Regions from separate parts of the Homo sapiens genome. Here all the other regions are linked to region 3. Evidence: read pairs that join two places in POLR2A ChIA-PET (ENCODE). Cell type or tissue: GM12878. All regions are shown on one strand. Each heading gives the region's core, and the rest is flanking DNA. Links, peaks and the distances in the headings are about the cores only.

Region 1 (5,000 bases), core at 1-5,000, 190 kb before region 3:
CTAGCTAGCCCAGAAAAGTAAATAAGCGACTTGATAAGCAAGAAGGTAATTGTAGCCTAAAACGATAGCCATGGAAGCTAGAATCATGGGATGTTTGGTTCCCCTACAGAAATTAAGATAATATCTTAACACATGTTTCCAGAGTTGCTTTTCAGAAACTTGACCCCCACCAGAGGGATCTGCCCACCATAGACCTCAGATAAGGGGGACCTAGGGACTGAACTTTGAGCCCCATTCTTTGTTCTAAATTTCTTCCTGAGGGGCCTGGAGAAAGTCACACCCACGAGCTAGAATCAACATTCTTTTCTGCTGACCCTAAATTTTTAAATAAAGCTTTTGCAAATCAGAAAATCCTTGAATCTACCTATGACTTATAGCCACTCCCCAAAATATCCCACCCCTTTAGTACAAAACCAAGGAATAAGTGCCATGTATTGATTTATAATTGTGCCTGTAACTTCTGCTTTCCTGAAATGTGCCCCTAACCTACAAGCCATCAGGGAGGTCAGGATTTAAGCATTGGCTGCATAGTCCTCCTTGCTTGGTGCCCGATAAATAAACACCTTTCTTTCTCCTGATGCAAAACTTGGTGTGGATATCTGGTCTTACCGCACTTGGCAAACAGACCCTAGTTTAGTTCTAAAACAAAAAAAAAAGGGACTCACATTTATATTTTATAGATGAAAGACTGAGGAAGAGAAAATAATCAGTTGTTTTTAAATTTGATTTCACATGTAATTTCAGACCCGCTTAACTGCTGCCTGAAACGTATTCAAAGAGATGAAAGTACAGAAGAGTTCTAGCCTAAAGCCCAACAGCAACCGTGGAGAGTCCAGGAACCAACTCATCAGCCCTGTCAGAGCTCATCAAAGATGAGATGTCTTCCAATTGTGGTGAGGTTCATGATTGTCTTGAAAACCAAAACACAGCCGAAAACAAAGACCACAGAGAAAAGTATGGCAGCTGAGCAAGCTGTGAACTGTTCCTGTTCAGAAACCTCCTGCAGGTTAACCAGAGTTGGAGCCTAATTCCATCACTTATAAAAGTGGAGCTGCTTCAGACCTTTCCGAGGAGCAGGAAGTGTAATGGCCAGGTCAAAAATCCCAGTTCTAAAACTGCCCAGACCTTGGGCAAAGAAATTACTTAATATCTCAGAACCTAGTTCTCTCATCTATAAGATGAAATTATTAATGTAACAATATGTATTCTTATAGGATTGCTGTAAGAATTAAATAGTGGTACAATATGCTAAATGTTTGCTATTATGTATATACCATGTGCTAGATATGCAGTTGCTGTTCCCGCCATGTACAAGATAAAGCACCTCTGAATTAGAGATGTTTGTATCTGTTGCATCTTTAATCCATCTCATAGACATGTCTACCACCTGGACACACACTTGCCTTGTCCAGTACAATTAACTCAAGCACTGTGGATCAAGACTGTTGCATGGTATTAGGTTAAATCTAGAAGTAAATGGAGGCTTATCACCAATGGGTGTCGGAATTCTCATATTCCTCAGGTTAAGAATAAAAATGTAGCACAGCTCCAGAAGACTTAACCTCATTCCAGATATGAATCCATGCCATGTGACAAGGTCAGAGCAATACGGTTTCACATAGGTAAATATAAATACCAATTAAAACAAGTAAATAAAGAAAGAGGAGAAAATACCCTTTGTTCTTATTGTTTTCCGTTTTGTGTTTTAGTTCAAAAATTTTCGAGGGTCTTCTGACTCTGGTGACTTAGGGTAGAAGGGACAATTCAGAGAGCTCCAAGAGGACATAGAAGAGCCTTGTCCCCTTGGGAGGCAATGGCTACCAAAATACTTAGTAACTAACTCGGTGCTTTTAGGGGGAAATTTGGGATTATGTCTGAAGAAAGCAGCAGAGGAGATCTACATTAAATAGGATGCTGGCGCTGAAATTTGGAGACTCTCCTTCAGTTCTTAAGGTTTAGAATTACCCAATAGGGCTTTCCTTCTCTCCTAACTAAAAAGACTCATTTCACAGCCTGATTTTTGAAATTCTTTCACATTTAATCACCTAGGAGTCAGGGCCTCTACAGCAGATCAGAACATTTGCAGGATGTTAATGACCATTTCCTGTTCATTTTTTGACTCTGCAGTGAAGGCTTTTGTTTCTGTAGCTTTTCCTGCCGTTGGCAGCCCTTACACACACACATACACACACACACACACACACACACACACACACTCACTCTCTCTCTCTCTTTCTCAGGGGTTAAAGTCAGCCTCTACTCTTTGTTGAGGGAAAGAATACATCTCTCTCTCTCTCTCTCTCTCTGTCATTCTCTTTTTAGAGGTTTTGGCCAATTCTGCTCTTCACCTCCATACTCCCTACAGACTGCTCCAAGCCACCCCCAGGAGATGCAGTGTTTGTGAAGTCAAACTACTGGGTAGGCCCGCCTTACCAGGGCAAATTATATCCTGTAGACACACACATGTTTGCATACACATACACAGTTTTGTCCAAATTATTTTTTTTAATTGCATAAAGGGCAGTCTCAAAGGGAAAAATGATCACAGAAGGGCAGCAGGTAGCCAGAAGGGTATGTCTGTCCTGTTACATGGCCTTGGTGGTGTGGTGCCCCACTGTTGAGAAGGAAGGGGAATTCCTACATTAGACTTACTTTTGACTCTAAAGCAAGAGAAGTGTGAATGTATAAGCCTTGAGACAATGAGCCCACACCCTCTTAGATTTTAGCACAGACAAAAGAAGGGAAACAATGAATTTCATTCAGAACAACAATGGATCTGATCCAATAGCTTGAGAAGGGGACATTTCAGAAGAGCAGGAGCTCATGGGACCTACCAAGGACAGACAGGACACTTTAGCTCTCATCAGAGTCACAGGGAGCAAGAGGGGAGTAGCCCACTGCTGGGTGCATACAGCACAACGCTAGCGAATAATGGAGAGAAAGCAGGATTACTCTATCTATTCACTTTCTATTTTCTCTACCAAGGGAAATAAACTTAAAGTAGAAAGGATAAGATGAACATTATTAAGAAAAAATAGGTCACAAGATAGTAGGAGGATTTCAGCCTTAAAGACTTCAAATTGACAGCTTTGTGGGGCCTTTTAGCTCAGCTGGAACTACATTTCCCAGAATCCCCTACCCTGCATGGTTCCCGGCAAGGGCCCAGCAAAGATACATTTGCACCACAGTTGGAAGCCAAAAGGGAAGTGGCAGCCTTGTTCTTTCCCCGCTCTGAAGGTGGGAGGAGGATCACCAGGGCATCTGAGGCATGCCGCTAGTCTGCTGGCTCATGTTGTGGGCCTGCAGAAGCAGCCAGATGATCCACTCCTTCAGCTCTCAGACCCAGGCAGCACATGTTTAGGTCCTTGAGCCAAAGGGGCCAGACTTGGAGACAACACAAGGCAGAAGATGGCTCCAGTCTGTCCTCACTTCCCTGCTCTGCATCTGCCTTGCCACCCTGACCCGCTGCCCTGCAGAATTCAGACTCCAACACCAGATGTAAGACAAGCGTCCGCAAGTGCCTGAAGTCAAATCCCTAGAATGAATTCTTGATTCCACCTAGTATTTGTGTTTCAGTTTGAATCCCAATGGATATAGATTATAACCCAAGGAACTAGAGAAGTTGCAATTGTAATGATGAACTTCTTTTGATTTTATTTCAGAAATCAGCTCAGCACAGAAGAGATGAGCGTGTGTACTACTTTCCAAAAGAGGAAGTGGATTCAGAAAACTACTTATTTTGATGGGTCAGTGAGAAAACAACAAAAACAACAACTCTGTAAACTACTTAGAGGTTTATTCTGAGTGAATATGAGTGACCATGGCATGGAGAACAGTATCAACAGGTTCTGAGAAAGTATGCCTGAAGTGGTCAGGTTACAGTTTGGTTTTTATGTTTTAGGGATACAGGAACTGTAAGTAAAATCATAAATAAGTGCATTAAAAATGTACATTGGTTCAGCCTAAAGAGCCTGGATGTTTTGAAGGTGAAGTGAGGCTGACAGGTTGTAAGTGGATTCAAAGATTTTCTGATTGTCACTTGGTTAAGAGTTAAGCTTTGTAAAGCCTTGAAGTCAGTAAAAAAGAATGCTTGAGTTCTAAGGGTAGCTGTGGAGACCAAGGTTCTTGTTACGTAGGTGAAGCCTCCGGGTAACTGCTTTCAGAGAGAATAGGTGGTAAATGTCTCCTTTTGGACCCTTAAAGGGGTCAGAGTCTTAATCTCCTCTAGACCTGGGAAAGGCTGAACCGTATTAAGCGAGATTCTCTGCAGTTCTCTGCAGTTCCCCCCAAAAGATGGCTTCACAGTGCCATTTCAAAATATGTCAAAGAAATATATTTGGTAGTAAAATATTTTTATTTCCTTCAGTCTGCCATGTGATGCTACACCAGAGTCAGGCTGGAATTTGGAATTTTATTGCCACGAAGAGTCTGTTGTGTCAGTCTTATGATGTCTGTTTTAATGTTAATGCTGGTCAGTGCTGCCTGAACTCCTAAAGGGAGGGAGTACGATGAGGTGTGTCCAACCTCCTTTTCCATCATGGCCAGGAATTTGGTTTTCAGACTTCTCTGGGATCCCCTTGGCCCATAGGGGGATTCATAATTGGTTAGGGGGCTTAGGATTTTATTTTTGTTTTACAGATTTTAGTCCCCCCAAATTCTCAAATAGAATTTAAACCTATGGATTATGAACAATCAAAGGAAAAAATGAACATGGTGATAACTAGACACAAACATGGATTTATTACAGATAAATTTTGTCTAACTCATTTGATTTGGGGTAAGAGTGTTAAGTTAGTATATCAGAAGAATTAGATAGTTATTACTATAACCATAATACTCACAAGGAATTTAACAAAAATTTTCTCACATTCTTCTTAAATATAGACTAGATTCTAGTTAAGTAAAATGTACAGCATGGGCTGGGCATGGTGGCTCATGCCTGTAATCCCAGCACTTTGGGAAGCCAAGGCAGGTGGATCACAAGGTCAGGAGTTCAAGAC
Region 2 (5,000 bases), core at 1-5,000, 220 kb before region 3:
GTGTTTTCAGACTTAAAGATTATTCAAGGCAAGCAGATTTCCTTTATGCTTCTTCAGAGGCAAATTTCATGTCTGTATATTGTTATTTCTACTTTTGATGCCCTAGCCCTTTTTAACCCTTTTATGTAGTCTCTTGCCCATTCACAAGTTGCATTCTCAGGGGGCATATTTTTCAGAGAAACAACAGTAATAAGGTTTGTGTGCTGTCCTGTAATATCCCATTTTGCTAATATAGCTAAATTCATATTATTCATTTATTCATGAATTCACTTCTCATTCATTCATTCACTTAATAAATATGCATTGAGCCAGTGCAATGGCTCATGTCTATAATCCCAGTACTTTGGGAGGCTGAGTTGGGAGGATCCCTTGAGGCCTGGAGTTCAAGACTAGCCTGGGCATCACAGCGAGACCCTGTCTCTACAAATAAATAATAATAATAATTATAATAAGCCAGGTGTGGCAGTGCACATCTGTAGTCTCAGCTATTCAGGAGGCTGAGGCAAGAGGATTTGTCGAGCCCAGGAGGTCAAGGCTGCAGTGAGCTATGATCATGCCACTTCACTCCAGCCAGGGCAGCAGAGTGAGACGCTGTCTCTAAATATATATATATATATATATATGTATATATAAAATATAATATGTATGTATATGTGTGTGTGTATATATACACACACACACACATACATACACACACACGTGCATTGAGCAACAACTATATGTCAAGTGGACCCCACTGGTGAACAAGAGGGACACAGGGCCTGCTGTCATGGATCTTACATGGAGGTGAAGGGAGCCAGATAATAATGACCTGCAATAACATACAATTGTAGACTAGAATAGACGCCCTAACTTGAGAAAGTCTACTTTAGATAAGACAGTCAGGGGAAAAAAAATCTTGATTTTTGAGCTAAGAAAAAAAAAGAGCAGAGTTCAAGGAGCCTTCCAGGCAGAATGTACATAGATACAAAGGCCCCAATGCAAAAGATGAGTCATGTGTTGGACGAACAGAAAGAGGCCAGTGTGACAGAAGCTTGGTGAGCTGGCTGCCCTGGGAAGAGGAAGGGGTCTGCAATTGCCTTCTGGTCTCCAGGCCCATGAGAAGCCTTCCCATTTGCAACACAACTCCCTGACTTGCTTGAATGGGTGGTATATTCATTAATTCCAGAATGCCTGTACTTCAGATATTCCAAGCATTGATATGAACCTCTCCTGGAAAAAAAAACAAAACACAAAATTTTGTTCAGGGAGACTAAAAATCTTTGCCTCTTGAAACCTCCTTACAGCCAAAGTCACATTTTTCTCAACATAGGAGACTCGAGTTTCTTGCTGGTACATTATTGGGTTCCACAAAGTACAAAGTAGAATCTGAATTGATAACAAACACAGCTGCTGTCCTTGGATCATGCGGACTCTAAATGTGGTCTTGGAGGAGTAACGAGCATGTTCTCAAAAGTGATCTTGCCCTTCACATAATTACCAGTAGAACAGCAATGCCACATGCTGTATTCAGAGATAACCTTATTTTTCTTTCTTTTATATCTCTTGAATCTTTTATCATACAACAAAAGCAACATAAAATTTGGCTCACCACTACTGTGCTGTGTTTCTGATTAGTAAGAGATAATTCATTGGCATAGTCCTTGGCAAATGCTCAGTTAACATTAGTTGTAGTCATTATCAGACAAAAAAGACAAATCACAACTTAACTCTGAAGATTTTAGGTGCTCAAAGGACAAAGCTCTCTTAAATTTTACCCAAGTGAAATCTCCAATCATTTTTCTTTGAGACGGAAACTACAACCTTCAAATTGTGCGTAAGCACATTTCCTTTTGAAGCTCAAAATAATCCTGTATTTTCAAAACAAAGCAAATAGGCCTCCATCATTAAATGTGGCTTTGTTTACTTGTGTAGTTTCCTTTCATTCTTGTAGGTCAAATGTTATTATCATCATAGTTGACTCAACTTTTGTTTCAAGCTTAATTCGGTTTTAAAAACCTAATCTGTTCCATTCCAGATCTTTCTCAATGAAGTCTCAACCTCATTTACAGTGGAAAGTTTGTAGGTGTAACAAACCTTTTGTTTGGTGGAAGGGAAAACAAAAATACCACGGCCACCTCTGAGGTCTGGCTCAGAGGAAAACTGCTCTGCCCTGCTTCCTCTCTGACCTCTTGTGTGTAACGGGGATGTGGCATGAGTCGGCATTAGCTTGCTCTGTGCTAAGATGCATCAGATATCGTGGGGCCCTTGGGAGCCTTGGACTAGAGGCTGCAGATAGGATAGGAGGATAAGCAATGTAATGAACCCATGAGTCTTCAATCATGCAATAAGCTGTTATATCACAAAGAACTATGACATAGGAGGTCAAACATACCATGAGGTGTTTAGCGAGATTGAGAATCTTGTCATGCTATGTTCATGTCGTGTTTGGAACAGGAGAGAAAGGGCAGGGTAAGTGTCCCCTTATGAAGGTCAGAATTGTGCGGGGCTTTCATCACATCAGATGGTGACTGTTTGTGTACCCAGCCATCTCCCTCCCAAGCCCACTGGAGGAAGAGTCTTATGTTATTCAACCTGTGTCTCCAGAGTTTATTACATTGTCTGTGCTCAAGAAATACGTGTCCAATGAATGAATTTAACTTTTTTTTTTTTTTTTGAGACAGAGTCTCTCTGTCACCCAGGCTGGAGTGCAGTGGGGCGATCTTGGCTAACTGCAGCCTCCGCCTCCTGGGCTCAAGCTCAGGCTCCTGCCTCAGCCTACCTCTTGCCTCAGCATCTCGAGTAGCTGGGATTACAGGCATGCGCCACCACGCCTGGCTAATTTTTGTATTTTTAGTAAAGACAGGGTTTCACCATGTTGGCCAGGCTAGTCTTGAACTCCTGACCTCAGGTGATTTGCCCACCTCCATCTCCCAAAGTGCTGGGATTACAGGCATTAACCACTATGCCCAGCCTGAATGAATTTAACTATTAAAACACTTTCATATATTAGGACCAGCCTGGTTGTCTCACAGAGAACTAAATCAGTAGCTTAATGAGAGTGAACTCTCAAATATAGATGTCTCTGTTTACTGTGACAAGGACAAAAAATGCATTTGCAGCAAAGCCTGCCAAGCAGGGTAGAGGACACGCCATCCATAACCTTCAATGCAACAACTTGCAACTCAGTATAACCACCTAACATCCGGCCTTCTCAGCATTTTTCACACCATGACATACACAGCGCATGAAATCTGTACAGCAAACTGAGATAAACCACTAAGGCTGCTCTCAGCAGGAGGAGACTGCCCTGAGGGTTCCAGGTGCCCCAGGCCCCACCAGCCTCCAGGGAAATTACAGAGTTCCACCTGGACACCCGCCCCAATGCTTCCAGCAAGCCTGGGGCCTGGAATAGCATAGTGGCCAGGATGCTCAGTCGAACTTGTTGCAAAAATGAGCCAACTGTGACTCCTGAACATAAAATCCAAGATCCTGGTACAATCTATTTCTACACTACTGGCACCATCTCAATCTATTTGCCCAGTCACTTAATAAAGATAACCAGTAGGTGGATAAGTGCCTTCAGTTCAGGGCCTAGAAGGGGTGGGCATGGCTGGCTAGCTGGGAAATGCAGGTTGCACAAAAATCAGTAAAGATACTCACACTACTTTATAGCTGTATTAATGCTTTATGGTTTATAAAAAGCTTTTATTGCATTATACATCAATTGATAATAAGATATAATCTGGAACAGGCAGAGCGAAAAATAAAAAATAAAAAGGCTCATATCCATTCCTCTTAAACTGTCAGATGTTCACCAGAATGAATATATTTTTAGTTAACAAATAAAAAATTTTCACAAACTTGGACCCAACTTTCCAATCACTAACAGAGATAAGGGGTATGAAAGGTAGACATATGGCTGCAGGGAGAAGTCACAGCCAGGCAAAGAGAGAAGATGCAGACAAACACGCAGAAATCTGGGACTAAAAAAGAGGCAAGCACCTGTGGTCCCAGCCACTTGAGGGGCTGAGGCAGGAGGATTGCTTGAGCCCAGGAGGTGGAGGCTGTAGTAAGCTATGATCACACCATTGCACTCCAGATTAGACAACTGAGTGAGACCCTGTCTCCAAAAAAAGAGAAAAGAAAAGAAATGGAGACAAACAGCTCTATGCACTTAAGCTGATATTGAGGACATTGTTGTATTAACACAGGACTCTAGAATAATAGAGATTAATATGAATTAATTGAGACCCTGTGGTAGTCTGTTTTGCATTGCTATAAAGGAATACCAGAGACTGGATAATTTATAAAGGAAAGAGGTTTATTCAGCACACAGTTCTGCAGGCTCTACAAACATGGCACCAGTATCTTGCTGCGCTTCTGATGAAGGCTTCGGGAAGGTAGTCCTGGTGGAAGGTGAAGGGGAGCCAGCATGTCACATGGCAAGAGAGGGAGCAAGAGACAGGGGAGGAGGTCCCAGGCTCTTTTAAACAGCCGGCTCTGGCATGAATTAATAGCGTGACAGCTCACTCATTATTGTAAGGACAGCACCAAGCTATTCATGAGAGATCTTCCCCTTTCACTCAGACACCTCTCACTAGGCCCATCTCTCACATTGGAGGTCACATTTCAAGATGAGATTTGGAGGAGCGCACATCCGAACCATATCAGGAAGAGGTTAGATTGTGTTCTTCATACTATGTTTAAGAATGCTTGGAAGCATGGGGTCCATTTTAGAGAGCTTTCCATTCGAAGTCTTTAAAAAAATCACTTCTTAAAGATATAAACCCTGAGCCATACAGAAAAGTCAATGATCAGCTCCTTTCTAAAGAGCTCCAGTAATCAAAATTTTGCAGTATATGGTTTTATTTTTCACTGTATTTGTTTAGTAGAGTTTTATGTTCTGTTGTTTATCTTAATAGCCAATATAGAACATGATTTCTATTTTTCCTCTATTTTTGTATAAATGCTCTACATTTAATTGCTATTTATTTAAATAAACCTTGATTGACTATGAA
Region 3 (7,996 bases), core at 1,568-6,567:
TTCTGATATGGCAAAAGAAGTTGATGATCTCTTGAAGTTTGTCGAAATGGGTTTGACAGGTAGTATTAAATAATAATACGAATAGCTAATGAAAATGCTTATGTGCCAGGGGCAAAGCTAATCACGTCCATCTTTCTCATCATTGGCACAAAAAGAAGCATTCAATTAATGTTAGGTATTGTCACAGTTGTCGCCTATAACCATTACAATCCTATGAGTTATATACACTTATTGTCCCCATTTTGCAGATGAGAAAACTGAAGTCCTAAGACAATTTGCCCAAGCTTTCACAGCTGTATGTGCTAGACCTCGGGGATCTACTCATACTAGGTGACACAGGAATCCATGCTTTAGACTATCATGCTCTAGTGCCTCTCTGCTGTCCATGTTGCCCTTGTTCAAGTTGTCTTCATCCATGTGGCAAAATCAATTATGCAACTGAAAGTAAGAATCACATAGATTACATATGCAAATTTTAGCATTATAGGTAAGAGTGTGGGCTTCGAAACCAGCTCTGCTACTTACCAGCTGGGTCACCTTCTGCAAGTTACTTAACCTCTCTGTTTTATCATCTGTAAATTTGGATAATACTACCTCCCTCATAGGGTTATTGGAAGACAAAAGTTAATGTCCAATAAGTTTTCTGTAAATGTCACAGATTATATTACTAAATGTACCTGCTATCTTAAATGTAAATAGCCTCTCTGTGACATCTTTGCCTAAACAGTTTGTTTAAAATTTTAGTTAACATCTGAAAGACATTTTTCAACTTGGAAAGACACCATCATCCTGGCTGATAGCTGTAAATTCCAGAAGACTGAGCATGCCCCATACTATGAGTGATGGCCAGAGACAGCCTTAAGAGTCTATGATACCAAGTACACTTTGCTTTTGGAATTTGCAGACACTTGTGATCATGTGTGAAGATGACTTAAATGATCAGAGTCCTTTTTACGCTGACCATGTGTGACTGTCATTTCAGCTATAGCCACAGCTACTGCTTTCAGAACGGCCAGTTCAGTCAGCTCCTAGTTAGCAAGGAGGCATCTGCCATCATTGGAGAGACATGAGACACTCCAGGCAGGCTCTCCTGCCAGGAATTATTAACCCCAGATCTGTCATCCCACTATCACAGCGTCATCTCTCTACATCTCAAAAGGCTTTCTCTCTGGAAGAATCCATTAATAGGATTTAAATATGCCTGGAGGGGTCTACATCTTATCAGAACCTACCTTGATTGGCTAATCAGTTGACATCCTCTAGAAGCATCCTGGTAAAAAGTAAAACACTTTCAGGAGCTGGATCCAGGAGGGTAAGAGAGCAGGCAATGAAGCCAACCAATGGGGCTGTGTCCTGGTGTGGATCTCCAAGCCCCCAGGGGCATTAACCTTATCTTGACTATGAAGAGACATTCAATAAAATCGAGTTAACCATTTGTGCCTTTGTCCACAAGATAAAACAGAAAAACTTCTGAGACCCATTAATGCCCATATTCTTCACATGCCCACATTAAGGATTCCAGGAGCAGTCTGAGGCTTTCCAGAAAAAATGAAAGGCCCGATAATTAAATTGTTTGTCATTAACCATTAGTGAGTCACACATTTAAATCTAATTAAAAATCAGCTACTCTGCTTAATAACCGTTGCAAAGGAGGTAACTGTTCAGCAATTCTAAGCATTTAACCTCCATCTTTAGCAGGAATACACTCTTACCAAGGGCTGAGCCATCAGGGGCTTTCTTCTTTTTATTTATTTATTTATTTATTTATTTATTTTATTTATTTTTTGAGACAGAATCTTGCTCTGTTGCCCAGGCTGGAGTGCAGTGGCACGATCTAGGCTCACTGCAAGCTCTGCCTCCCGGGTTCCCACCAGTCTCCTGCCTCAGCCTCCCGAGTAGCTGGGACTACAGGCGCCCACCACCACGCCCAGCTAATTTTTTATGTTTTTAGTAGAGACGGGGTTTCACCACGTCAGCCAGGATGGTCTCCATCTCCTGACCTCGTGATCCGCCCGCCTCGGCCTCCCAAAGTGCTGGGATTACAGGCGTGAGCTACCATGCCCGGCCGGGGCTTTCTTCTTAAACGCAGTTTCTCTCAGGCAGGTTGAATTATCATCCATCTATTAATTATGCTGTCTTCAAATTCTTGGACGCTGATGTTATTCAATTATTTTTAAAGTGAAGCAAGAAAGGATCTGAATTTCATGCATATGACCAGAGAAGAAATTCTCTCTCCAGTTCTTCACAGTTAGAATAAAAAATTTCCTTACCTAGCAAAGAGACATTCAAAATTTATATTTAAGTGTTAATCTTGAAACCAAACTGTTTTATCTTCCATGTATTTGCTTTCTTTCCTCCAAAGTATGTTTACTCATTTTGAAATTCAAAGTGTCATAATTAGTTTTCACAAAAAAACTTACTGCCTCTGGGTTTTTCTTTAAATTTATTGAGGAAGAAACTGATTACTAAATTGTCACACTGATACCTTCATATATCCTTGTTCAATCCCCCACCCTGAAAATCACATTTGGATTTTTCAAACCTGTCCTACCTGTTCAGTTTTCTAGTTATGGAGATGCAATGATGGTAATCATATATGATCGTGACAGACAAGAACACTGTTCATAATTATTTCTTTCCTCTCCTTTCCTAATATAGTGTATAGAATCCAGAAACTATTGACTTAGACCAAGGACTCAACTTTTGTCAAAGCCTTAAGAGCTCTGTCCTCTTCTCCCTATTGGGAACCCCAGCAGAGGGAGGACATAGGCATATGGCAGTAACAGCTGGCTTGGAGGTCCCAGATGCACCCAGAAATCCTCACTTGTGACAGAGGATGTATGCTTTGGAGACAATAACAGATTTGGATCAAAATCTTGGCTCTGCCCTTGGTTGGTGGGACTTAAGAACATTGTTACCTAGCTTCTTGAGCCTGTTTCCACATTTACAGGAGTATGGATTAGACGAGGTCCATCACAGATTTGTAATAAGAATCAAACAAGGCCATCTTTTTTTTTGAAAACAGGGTCTCTCTCTGATGCCCAGACTGGAGTGCAGTGGCACTCCCTGCATACCAAGATCACAGCTCACTGCAGCCTTGAGCTCCTGGCCTCAAGTGATCTTCCTGCCTCAGCCTCCCAAAGTGCTGGGAATACAGGTCTGAACCACAGCACCTGGCCACAAGGCCACATTTGCAAGTGAATGGAAAAGATATTTAACGCATGTGAATTTCCTGCCTCGTCTCTGGCAATTGGTTATGAGTGTCTAACTCCCTCTATCAACCATTCTCCTGTTCAAAATCTTAATCTAGTCTTGTCCTTGGCTGCTGTCCTCAAGGAATAATGATTTATGAAGGTTCAGGTCAGAATGCTAATTTAAAAACCTTTGTAGCTGCTAGCGAGACTGACTTAAGCTACACATACAGAATAATAAATATGGCATATAGACTGGGTTGAATGGTGCAGCTCCCAAAGACACGCCCATGCCTTAATGCCTAGAATCTATGAATGCGATCTTATGTGGGAAAAGATTCTTTTCAGATGCAATGAAGTTAGGGATCTTAAGATGAGGAGTTCACCCTGGACGATCCAGGTGAGCCCTAAGTGCACTAACAGGTGCCTTTATAAGAGCGAGGCAAAGGGAAATTACACAGACATTACAGGAGAAGGTAATGTGGCCACAGAGAAAAGACTGGAGTGTTGCTGCCCAGGTCAAGGAATGCTGACGATCACCAGAAACTGGCAGCAGCCAAAAACAACCTGCCTCAGCCTCCTGATAGCTGGGACTACAGGCATGCACCCCTGTGTCTAGCTACATTTTTTTTTTGGTAGAAACAGGGTCTCACTATGTTGCCCAGGCTGGTTCCAATCACATTTCTACATGGCTGTCCATCCTTTGTTGAACCTAAGCATAAAAATGGACAATTCCCCTGTATCTTCAGGTCTTCATTCTGAAGTCTTCTGTGTATACACATGAAACTTGTACACCTTTTCTCCAATTAACCTGCCTTCTGTGAGCTGATTTTTCAGTGAAACTTCAGAGGGCCAACCCCAATAACAAAAAAGTTCCTACCCTTGGTAGAAAAGATTTCTAACCAGAACCCTTACTAAAACAATGGCAGTTGAGATGAGGTCAAGGGTAGATAGAAGAGTTCCTTAGAACATTAAAGTCATAATAAATCATTCTGCTTTAAATCATCGAAAGTGTCCCATGAGTATTATGGAGAAATAAGAAGAGAAACCATATTACCTTCACACTTACATATCACACTTCACACTTACATATCAATTTTAATGGTGCCTCTGAGTCACAAGTATCAATACACTTGACGTTATTACCAACAAGGGACTTTCCAGCCCCACCTTGCAACCAGCCAAATCTAGAAAACAAGGATAATGAGGACATCATCCATCACCCCTCCTGCATAATATGCAGTGCCCATAACCCCCAGCATTCTACCCTTAAAGAACAAAACTAAAGTGTTGGCTCAGTTCTCTAACCTTCTTTAAAAGCTTATATATCACCATTTGGCATCTTCAGGTTTGACTCATACAGGATATTGTGTTCTTTTCATGAGCACACAATGAGCTAAGGTTCTCTCAAGGGTATAGCTATATGCTTAGGAAGGAAAGTTTATAAGATTTTCTTCTTAACTCTACTAATTGAAAATTAGCTTTCTCATAAAAAAAATTTTGGTTTTTCCCTAGGGGTGTAGTACAATTGGAAGATCAGAAAACATCAAGAACAAAATATTAGATGGAATGTAAAACTGTATTAAGAGTGGTTTGGAACTCTTGAGAAACAGTGGGTGCCTTCAGTCCTTGTGCTATTATTGATTGGAGTTTGAGGCCACCGTCTGACATCTTAGTTCAAACAGGCTAATAGGCTTTTGAATCTTCACTGGGGAAAGGTAAGTGGAATCCAGCATCTTTTTTTTTTTTTCTCTTGAGACCAAGTCTCACTTTGTAGCCCAGGCTGGAGTGCGGTGGCACGATCTCGGCTCACTGCAAACTCCACCTCCCAGGTTCCAGTGATGGAATCCCGCATCTTTGATGAGATGCTATGAATTGCTTGGCTTGTGTTGCAATTCCTTTAGTAAGCATGTGACCTTTTACTTAAGTCAATACTCTCTCTGTCTTCGTTTCTTTCCCTTATTTGATACATTCCATTGTTCTCTTCCATAAATGGCAAGGAAACATCAGATAGCACTTTTAGATATTTTTGACTCTATTTTTTTCAGGAGAAAGTTTTATATAGGCATTTCCTGCTTCAAAATACAAGCTATCCATGGAGACTAAGTAGCTTATTATGGGTTAGAATACTAACTTCACATACTCCTGTACCTTTGTTCCAAACACATAGTAGGTACTCAACAAATATTAACAGTCTCCTGAGTTAGTATGTATGAAAGTACATGTTGAGCATCATTAAGTAAAAAGCACCAAATAAGTAAGTCATGAAGCAAAGAATAAGTCTTTAGTAGGCAGCAGGAAAAGACTAGAATGGACATGCGCAAAGCATGACCAAGGGACCAGTATTTAACCAGCACCTACTACATGTCAGGTACCATTTAGGCACTGGAAATGCAGTAGACAAGACAAGCCCCTCCTCTCATGGGACTGTCACTCTAGCTGGGGAAACTGACAATAAACAGTTAAACAAGTATAAGGCAAAACTGTGCGCTCTGCTTGAGATGAATATAGATATTCACCTGAAACCAAACATAAGTGTTCATTGACTTCTATATCAGCTGACTCTGGTGCTTTCCATCCTTCTATTTTAAACCCCCAAATTTTGACCTCTTACAGTACAGCATGCTTTAAACCAAAGACACCCATGTCTACAAGTCTAGGTTCAGAGCCTGCATTTTATTAAGGCCTTTTCCAAGTTTCTAACCTTACCCTTTGAAAACAAACTGAACTTCAAAATCATGAGTTATTTTTTAAAACAATATAAATAGATGAGATTAGCCCATCCCAGGAACCTCTCAGATGTAGTCTATCCATCCCTGTGACTTGGAGATTGTTTTCTAATGATATTGCAAACAATCTCAAATGAAACCAGCATAAAATACAGTCTGGAAAAATTGCAACTGCAGGTACTTATATAACAACATGATGATTGATAAGGAATATAGAAAAGAAAAAGGGGCTGGGCACAGTGGCTCACGCCTGTAATCCCAAGCACTTTGGGAGGCTGAGGGGGGTAAATCACCTGAGGTTAGGAGTGTGAGACCAACCTGACCAACATTCCAAAACCCCCATCTCTACTAAAAATTTAAAAATTATCCGGGCGTGGGGGCGGCGCCTGTAATCCCAGCTACTCAGGAGGCTGAGGCAGGGAGAATCGCTTGAACCCTGGAGATGGAGGTTCCAGTGAGCTGAGATCATGCCGCTGCACTCCAGCCTGGGCAACAGAGTGAGATTCTGTCTCAAAAATAAAGAAAATAAAAGAAAAAGGAAAAATGAATCTATATCACGGCCCAGAGCAGGCACCAAAAGTCTAAACCGGTTTCTCATGGTGTGTTCTGCAGATCTAGTAATGGGGGTATTCGTTTATTCAGATCTTTAACAAAATATTTATGCCATGTCAGACACTCTTTGAAATACTGGATACAGCAATGAAAAAGTAAAAGTCCTTCTCAGGGAGCTTACATCCTAGTTGTGGGGGAGGCAGGGGGTGCAGATAGTAACAAAATATGCACACATACACATATATACACACAGTGACATGCTGAAAAATGCTATGAAGAAACACAAAGCAGATATATTTTAAATAAGATGGTTAGAAAATGAGTGGTCATTTGAGCAGAGACCCTAATGAAATGAGGAAGTGAGCCATGCTGATGTCTGGAGAAGAGCATTCCTCACAGAAAAAAACCAGCAAGTGCAAAGGTCCTGAGGCAGGAGGATGAGCAAGGAAGCCGGTGTGCCTGCAGCAGAGTAAGCCAAGGGCAAAGTGGTGGGAGGTCAAATCAGAGAAGTAATGGAAGGTCAGATCAGGTAGGGCGTCATAGGCCACTCTAAGAATTGTGGCTTTTGCTGTGACTGAAATGGGAAGCTATTGGAGGATTTTGAGCAGAGGAGTGACACAATCTGACTTGAGTTTTAAAAGCTGCTGTATGAAGAGTACACTATGGGGAACAAGTTTGGAAGCAGGGAGACCACTTAGATAGCTAATGTAATAGTCCGGGAGGAAGCTGGCAGCAGTTTGGACTAGGATGGTCAGAATGAAACTGCTGAGTAGTAGTCAGATTTGGGATATGTTTTCACAGAGCCAATAGGATTTGCTGATTTTTACATACAGAGTGTTAGAAAAAGAGAGCCTCCAAGATTTGGGGATCAAGCAATTGGAAAGTGAAGTTAACATTTACTAACTTGGGGGAGATGAGAACTAGCTGGGAAAGGCAGATTTCAAGAATCTGGTTCTGAACACGTGAAGGCTGAAATGTCTGTTATACATCCAAGAGGAGCTATTGATTAGACAGATTATGCCAGGCCAGAAATGAGGGCTGGTATCATAGGTGAGAAACTTCTATGATCAAGGGATTTGCAAATGCTGGGTTAAGCATAACAGGTTGCTTTACTCGAGAAGTTCTTAAAGTCTTTAATTCATATGTACTTTGTGAACATCTAAGAGAAGGATTTAAGTTTTATCAAACTTATTTAACTACGGCACACTTAGTTTGGGGGTTTTCAGTCACACAACAGGCATACCTTGGAGATATTGTGGGTTTGATTTTAGACCGTTACAATAAAGCAAATATTGCGGTAAAACAAGTACATAAATTTTTTAATTTTCTAGTGCATATAAAAGTTATGTTTATACTATACTGTAGTCTACTATGTGTGCAATAGCATTATGGCTTTAAAAACAATGTACATACCTCAACTTAGAAATGCTGTACTGCTAAAAATTGCTGAAACTGACACATGAAATGAGCAAGTGTTGTTGGAAAAAATGGTGCTGATGGACTTGCTTGACTCAGGGTGGCCAC

Evidence for each region. Peaks named below come from ENCODE experiments on the same cell type or tissue, not always from the same donor. Only the 100,000 strongest peaks of a DNase experiment are listed, where the experiment ranks them.
Region 1: POLR2A ChIA-PET joins it to region 3 with 5 read pairs; 2 of 35 experiments call an interaction of 5 or more read pairs at or near these places.
Region 2: POLR2A ChIA-PET joins it to region 3 with 6 read pairs; 2 of 35 experiments call an interaction of 5 or more read pairs at or near these places.

What each region holds. Positions count from the first base shown.
Region 1 is chr6:15,959,682-15,964,681 of GRCh38, reverse strand. LOC105374949 (a long non-coding RNA gene) reads left to right here. Exons shown (of 4, transcript XR_926532.3): 2 at 745-893; 3 at 3,663-3,746. Among named protein-coding and RNA genes, the nearest start is that of LINC02543, 33 kb to the left of the region's middle. RefSeq lists enhancers at 1,916-1,985, 3,050-3,344. In GM12878, for the core only: no CTCF peak of the experiment used is centred there; a DNase peak (open chromatin) is centred at 2,121; H3K27ac peaks cover 1,856 bases.
Region 2 is chr6:15,992,228-15,997,227 of GRCh38, reverse strand. LINC02543 (long intergenic non-protein coding RNA 2543) reads right to left here and starts at 2,284. Exons shown (of 2, transcript NR_183311.1): 1 at 2,077-2,284. In GM12878, for the core only: no CTCF peak of the experiment used is centred there; no DNase peak of the experiment used is centred there.
Region 3 is chr6:15,773,073-15,781,068 of GRCh38, reverse strand. No RefSeq gene overlaps it. Among named protein-coding and RNA genes, the nearest start is that of DTNBP1, 110 kb to the right of the region's middle. In GM12878, for the core only: no CTCF peak of the experiment used is centred there; a DNase peak (open chromatin) is centred at 4,328.